Regions from separate parts of the Homo sapiens genome. Here region 1 is linked to region 2. A link is a contact called in ENCODE Hi-C data. All regions are on one chromosome and are shown on one strand. Each heading gives the region's core, a stretch centred on a gene start or an enhancer-like site at or near the end of the contact. The rest is flanking DNA. Distances are from core to core; before and after follow the strand shown.

Region 1 (3,852 bases), core at 373-2,872, 4.4 Mb before region 2:
AGTTTGGCTCAGAGAAGAGATAATGAATGACAGAAAGATAAAGATTAACATTTTAGTTTGAAAATCTGAATGTCAATTTGGAGAAGTATCATTCTCCCACTATAAAATATCGATTCAGAGAAAAATATTTGAATTCCTGTTTTCTGTTTAGAGTTTCATTCCTCTTGGGATATTTCTGAGGTTATCATAACACTTTAGCAACTGTTTTTTAAAACAGAGCCTTCTTATTCAGATTATTACATTGTTTCATGCTGATAATGATAGCACAGTTGTTTGGATTGAATCTATTTTACCAAACTAAATGCTTATATCCTCTCCCATTTTGACAAATTTCAAAGTGCCTCTCAATTGTTGCTGTAATCTTTAGATCCTGTGGAAGGTTTTTTCCACACTTTCAATACTGACCTCTAAAAGGTAAATCAGTATACTTCTTTAACACTCACAAATTAGTAATCATCTGTAGAATGCTTAGAATCAATTGTTAATTTTCAGCATCTTTTGACCATCACTGGTCTGTCTCTGACCTGTCTAGCTGTAGGGGATAAAAGCTTATAGCATGTGAGGTTGATTTCTTTGATTTCTGATTCAGTGGATATTATTCTCATCAGAACATTGAGAATGCTTTCAGCATCACTGAAACTTTAAGACAGTTGGCTCTCCCATCTCAGGTGTGCCAGGAGGCAGTGTATGTGTGTTTACATGAATACTAACCAACAGCTGTCCCTCTCCAAGCCTTTGTAGTACTATCTTCTCCCCATAAGGTTTTTTAGTAGGTTCCAAATTGAAGTCACTATGCTATATGTTGTCTACATCAAGCAAAGCCAACATAATATGTCATCTCTTGAGGAAATTACATCCGAATTCAAAGCTCATTGTGGCACACTTTTTCAACATTTGATATTTAGAAAAATACTAACATCTACGATTCTTTTTTCCTTGATTTAAAATGAGATAACTAAATACATTCTAGTATTAAGTGAGATACCGTATTTAAAGTGATTAGTGTCAAACTTTACATCCAGCAGTATTCAATAAACATTAACAGTCATCACTATTATACTGAACTAAAGCTCTTTGTCTCCAGATATTCTGCTCTAGCTAGAATGTAGAATTCGTAAGAAAAAATTGTTTCCATTTTTTGGAAATTGTTTCCTAGATAAATTAAAAGTCCTATGTTTTTAAAGGCAAAAAGTGCTGGTGATTCAAAAGACTCTTAATGATTATGTTCCAGAGAAATACCAGAAGTTTCTAGAAAAACAGAAACCAGTGATCTCTTCCTTCTCTCAGGCATATGTTAAACCTCGGCCACGGGTGGGTAGAGGATCAAGCCTGCCAAACTTAAAGGGACTGTTATGGGATAAGGAGAAACCAGCGGAATGGATAGCAACCATTTGAACTGATGTGATAGATTCGAGTATGTGGGATCCCAAATATACAGCTAAGTTTTTCCTGCCTGCCAGTTCTTTTTTACAGGACATTTTCTGAAAGCATAATAGAATTGAAGGCTGGAGGATGGATTGAAAAACAGAAATAAGTCTTTGAAGTCCTGCTGTACTTATATCACAACATCCTGCTAGATGTACGGAACCACATGTTATTCTTAAGAACAGGAAGCTAAAAGGAAACTGAAACTCACTCAGCAGCAAAAACAAACAGGCCAAACAACTCAGCTCAGCCCTGAAAGGATTAAAGTATTGTCCCCTGCGTGTAAATGTATATCAAAAGAGAAAAATATAATAGTATTTGGTCAAATTACAATTTTTTTTGAACACAATATTTGGTATACAAAAAACATTTACATAAGGGGCAGAAAACCGTAAAATTAATATTCATATTCAACAGTTAAATAAGAAAATGGGAACAGAACAACAAACAACCTAAGTGTTAGAAAAAACACTTTATAAAAATGATTACAAATAAGAGAAAAATCAGAGAGAAAAGTGGACAAAATCAATGAAAGTATTGGTCATTTTAACAGATGGCTGAGAATAGGAGATTATTATTTTCACAGAAATTTTATAATTTTATAAAAGAACCAAATGTATTTTCTTCAACTAAGAATTTTTTAAAATCTTAAATAGTGTTGCTTGGATAGGGTAACAGCAGACTTGTCACAGAAGAAAAAATGGCTTAGAGAATTTAAGATACATTAATAAAACTATACAAAGTATAGAGTGAGCATAGATTAATTTATAAATAAAAGAAAAAATTAAAACAGAGTATCAGTCTTCTGAGGTAATGTCAAATATTTTTCCATGTTAGGAGACTGAGAATAACACAGAAAGATAATTAAGACACAGAAAATTTTGAAGATACAATATGAAAGAATCTCCTAAATTTGTAAAACCTTTAATATGAATTTCAGTAAGCTCATTAAACCCCAAACAGGATTAATACAACACAAATACACATATGCACCAACCCAAAGCATATCATAAAGGCTTCATAAAAATGCTTTTAAAAACTTAAATATTGTCATCACTGATAATGAAACCCAGATGACCAGAAGGCAATAAAATGTCATTTTTAAAGAGCAAAAAGGAAAAGAAAATCTAGTCAATAGTTTTTAATCTAGTGAAATATCCTTCATAAATGAAAGTAAAATAAATAGATAACTGGAAAAATGAAAGCTGAAAAAAATTTGTCTCCAGCATACCCACAATAGAAAAAACAAAATTTACTCTTCAGGTAAAGGAAAAATGTTTTCAGGAAGAAGCACAAATCTGCAGGAAAGTATGAGAATGATAGATTAATATAGATAAAGATAAAAGTCTATAATAAAACATTAAAAGATCTGTGTAATTTTGGATGTATGGCTTAAGTAGAATAAAATATGGTATTTATTTATATATCAATAATAACAAAAGATTGTTATTCTTGTTAACAGATTATTAAAATATTAATTCAAACTGAGCTCAAGTTAGCCATATGTATTTTAAAGTGCTAAGTAAACATTAAAATAGGAAAAGTGAAATGCAATAGTGCTGACAAAATAAAAAATTACTTGAGTTCCTCAAAAGAGACAAAAATGTAAAAAGAAAAAACAGAAGGAAATAGCAATAGCTTGTATATTTTAAAACAACCTCATCGGTAACTATATTAAATATAAATGGTCTAACCACTCCAATTACATTAGAAAAACTGTCAGATTTTATAAAAAGAGGCTTAAATATAGGCAGTTTACAAGTGAACCACTTAAGTATAAGCATAGATTTCCAGAAAAAGTTGAGCAAACTACATGCAAATAAAGTAGAAAGATGAATATAATAACTAAAGTAACAGCAATCAGTAAAATAGAAAATGGATTAACACAAAGGACATTGAAACAAGCCAAATTTTGTTTCACTAAATAGGTTAAAGCAAGAAGGAACAAAAAAAGAGAGAAAAAAATTTCTAACAAGATGATTGAGAACAGGGGATTATTATGAATTATAAAATATTTTAAACAGGAAGAGAATATTATGAGAAACTTTATGTCTATAATATAACTTAAATAAAATAGGCAAATTCTTTGAGAAAAATAACTTTAAAAAACTGACACAGGAAGAAATGGAAAACCTGCACAATTCCATGTCAGTTAAAGAAATCGGATCTGTCATTTCAAACTTTCTCATTAAAAAAAATCTTTAGACATAGATAACTTTTCTGTTAAATTCTATTAAATATTTATAAAATATATAATAGCAAACCTATGAAAAAAATTTTCAGATATTCGAGGTATAGATAATGTTTCTCTACTTGCTATCCAAGATAGAACCCTGATAATAAAACCTGGAAAATATTACTTGAGAATAAACTCCCTAATCAATATCTCTCATGAACTTGAAATAAATTTAAAGAATTGCCTGTTTT
Region 2 (3,870 bases), core at 615-3,114:
TGTATTACTTTATTCCAGAACCTATCACACCACTTGAAATGATCTGCTTAAGTATTTCTCACCCTTTATGGCAAGAGCTGAATCTTAATCATCTTTATATCCCCAAAATCTGTCTCAGTGATAAGCAAAAACTTTGTTCTCTCTTGTATCTTTTAAATTTCCTCGTACATAAAGGTATTGCCAATTACAAAAATTTACTAAATTGTTAAAAAGCAAACAAAGCGACCGGGAGCGGTGGCTCACGCCTGTAATCCCAGAACTTTGGGAGGCCGAGGCGGGTGGATCACGAGATCAGGAGATGGAGACCATCCTGGCTAACATAGTGAAACCCTATCTCTACTAAAAATACAAAAAAAAAATTATCCGGGCGTGGTGGCGGGCGTAGTCCCAGGAGGCGGAGCTTGCAGTGAGCCGAGATCGCGCCACTGCACTCCAGCCTGGGCGACTGAGCAAGACTCCGTCTCAAAAAAAAAAAAGGCAAACAAAGCGTGTGTTGGACTAAAATGATTTCTCTGTTTCTACACTCTATGTCCAGTACTACTTTTCTGACTTTTCTTAGCATTACTCGTAATCAGTCCTTGGACTGCTTCTATCCTTTCTACAGTCATGCATCTTTATAACTCCAACTATGTGTACGGCTCACTAATCAATGTCTACAGTTCTGCCCTTTCAACTGGGCACCAATTTTGAGTTTTCAATTGTTTATCTGAAATTTCCATTCAGATATCTCATTTGAATATGTTCACATCAATCTTCCTGACCCCACTAGCTCCCTGATTCTAATTCCTTGCCATTTTGAACTCTATGTACAAAGCAAAAGAATTTCAAATGGAAAAAGGAATTTCATGAAATGACTCTTTGAAAAGGAAGACGGTGTATGATCAAAATGGTTTTTCCAGAAGAAAACGAGTACAATAAACATCTCTTTCCAGTGGAAAAGATATTACTCTAGGTTTCCTGCTAACTTTGAGAAAATGTACAACATAAAAAATTTCACCCAATTTTCTTTGCCACCGTTTTACTGTGGTGAAAAAAAGCTTACCATTATATTATTACCAGTGGGATTAAGAGGCGGGCATTAGCAACAAATATACCACTAACTTCGGGGTTATTCAATCAAAGAGTCACACAATTTCCAATTATTCACACAGAGAGGCAGCCTGGCCTTTGGATCCAGAATGATTAGCGATACAAACTAGTGCTGACAAAGTTAGCGGCTGCATAATCTTGCCACCTTAATTAACCCCTCAGGATTTCATCTTCTGTAAAACAGAAGGGTGACATCTACCTTGCAGGGCTGTTGTGAAGACGATAAGTATTACATTTAAAACATCTGCTTCTAATTATTATTACTATCGTTATCCTCCCTAAGCCAACCATTCTCACACAGGTGAATAAGTGGAAAGTTGCTAACTGCCCGCACTGTGATCAACAGACAGAAATAAGTCCCTTCCACTGTAAGAGGCAGAAATGTATTGCTTTGACTAAAATCCTTCAGCCCATCGCGGTCCTTCCCTCTGCTCTGTGCTTGGCGGGTCTCCTGCGGGGGGTCGGGGAGGGGTCGGGCTGTTGGAGGAGGTCTGTTCGCAACCTTCGCTCGACTAGAATTGGTACATGCCTGGCCTGGCTACAGGCCCGACGGTAACAGTTAGCTAAGACCGAGTTTGAATTTGTTTTGTTTGGAGCGGATCAGCATCTCCAAGGCAAGAGAACAGACGTGGGAGGGAGGGAGGAAGAGATGGGACCCGGGGATTCTCACCTCCGCCGGCGCGGAAGGAGGGCAGTTGCCCGGCTCGCGGGTGCCTTAACTTCTTTCTGAGGCCCACGCTCAGTTTTCCTCGGCTCTCAGGCCTACCCACTAACTGCCGTGCGCCGCGGCGTATCCCGGCAACGGGGGCGGGATAGCGGAGGCTCCTCATCCTGAGTGACCAATCCTCCGCCTCAGCCCTTGGTTACACACGGAGCTCTCGCGAGAATTGAGGATATGTTTGTTTCTTCACCACGCTTCAGTGCTTTTTGGAAAAAGTGGAAAACAGCGGGGCGGCTGGAAGACAAACATTTTATGTGAACGTTTGGTTTTCTTGATAATCAGAGCAACCTCCGTGTGCCTTACTTGAAGTAACTCTAGCGAGTTTTGCTATGTCCCTAGGTAACCTCACGTCGGCTAACGTTGTTAACAGGTTACATTTGAAGTTAAGTGGTAGGCAGCATTGTGCAATTTTCTAAACTCCTAATTTGTGGTAGTTTTCCTTCCTATTAGGACGGCATAGCGTACACAACGCATCATGAAGTATGGATGCGATTCTGGCACCAACTGTTCCGTTCCTGCTTTCACCAGAAGCTTTGCGTCTTTAAGCTTCCTTTCATTAGAATTTGGATCCAAGTTTGTGGGGAAGACTGTGAATTCAATGGAAAGTGTCCTTTTTTTTTTTTTTTTTAATTTAAGAACTACTTCACCTTAAATCCCACTTCTCTAATAAAATAACTTTTACTGTATGTTTCCTTCCAATCTTCATTGATAACAGCTTAAATGTGATTGCATATGTATTGGGATTTTAACATTATTTTACACATTATTTCCAACTTGCCTGCCTTCGAGGAGTTAAAAATCAATACAACACAAAATGAGATAATGTTATGTGGCTGAATTCTCCCTTAGTTTGTGAAACATTTTCATGTAATTATCTCATTTGAGCTCACCCTATTTGCAGTGGCCATTTGTCATCCTTTTGGCAGAGTTTCTCCCTTACCCTGCCCCCCAACACCCTTACAGGAACTGAAAGTGACAGATACTGGCTTTCCTAGTCTTCCTTATTACTGGGACATGAGTATTATTGCTTGCTAGACTCTCCAATCTAATTTGGTGGACTCAACTCAAACTTGAATGACAACCAGAAGCAGGACTTCAGAGAGTCTGTTGAAGTAAGGGTGACAGCCGCAGTAACTACATCGTTTCCGAGACTGCAATGTTCTATCACCAGCAACCAGTGTCCAGCATCAGTGTGTTGTTGCAAGCTGCAGTGTTAGGTACTCAGAGGCTTTATTGGGAGGAGAACCTCTAGCTTGTTTCTTCAGCTTCTGGGAGAGTCTGTGAGCTGCTTAATGTCCTTTAATAAATTCATTTTCAGCTTTTATATCATTTATAGATGATTTCTGTTCCTTGCACTTAAGGACCCTGACAGATATTAACAGTTGAAATTGGCAGGACAGATACTATTATCCAAGTTTTAAAGAGATTAAATAATTTGCTTAAGCTCATTTAGGTAGTAAGTATTGATCCCTGTCCCCATTTCTTTTTCATGATGAAAAAGGAATAGAGAATAGGAATACATCTCACTTATTTGCCTCTGAGCTTCCTTAGAGTAGGCACCATATCTTATTTGACTTTGGATCATTATGTATTAGGTTCTGTTGCTTTTAAGGTTATATCAAATTGGAATTAGGTTATATCAAGTTGTAATTTGGTTAGTAATTAGGTTATGTCAAATTTTAAGTTTATTGTAAGACTACTTGTGTTTCAAGTTCCTTTCTGTCTCTAGTCCTTTTCACTGCAATTCTCTCTTCCTGGAATCTTTGTCCCTCTGCTTTTCACTGTCCAAAGTCCTGTTCATCATTCAGGTCTTAACCCAAATGTCTTTTATTAGAGAGGTCTTCTCTGCCAGTCCATACTAGATTAGTGCTCCAACTCCTTCTGGCCCCCCACCTCATTATATGTCCTCAGTGCACCCTGTACTATTCCTATCTGTTAAAAGGTAAACTTTGGCACATTAAAATTTTAAAGAGCTTATTTGAACAGACAGCAATTCATGAATTAGGCAGCTCCAAATCATAAGTGGTTTGGGGCTCCCCCAGAGGTAGTTGAAAGCTTTC

The links. Hi-C counts contacts between places; a loop is a spot of excess contacts on that map. Pooled maps may share reads with other maps.
Region 1: a pooled map shows a loop between it and region 2 (14-fold over the local background). The contact joins the enhancer-like site here to the promoter of IFT74 in region 2. A Hi-C loop is called at or near these places in 5 of 50 pooled maps.

What each region holds. Positions count from the first base shown.
Region 1 is chr9:31,345,006-31,348,857 of GRCh38, reverse strand. No RefSeq gene overlaps it. Among named protein-coding and RNA genes, the nearest start is that of LINC01243, 35 kb to the left of the region's middle. RefSeq lists enhancers at 1,553-1,612, 1,643-1,712. Within about 2 kb of position 1,622, at least 7 of the 41 ENCODE cell types and tissues checked have a DNase peak (open chromatin) inside an H3K27ac peak, as active enhancers do.
Region 2 is chr9:26,954,406-26,958,275 of GRCh38, reverse strand. IFT74 (intraflagellar transport 74) reads right to left here and starts at 1,864. Exons shown (of 20, transcript NM_025103.4): 1 at 1,760-1,864. IFT74-AS1 (IFT74 antisense RNA 1) reads left to right here and starts at 1,969. Exons shown (of 2, transcript NR_121605.1): 1 at 1,969-2,149; 2 at 2,261-2,496. RefSeq lists a silencer at 291-585 and enhancers at 1,182-1,916, 1,917-2,652.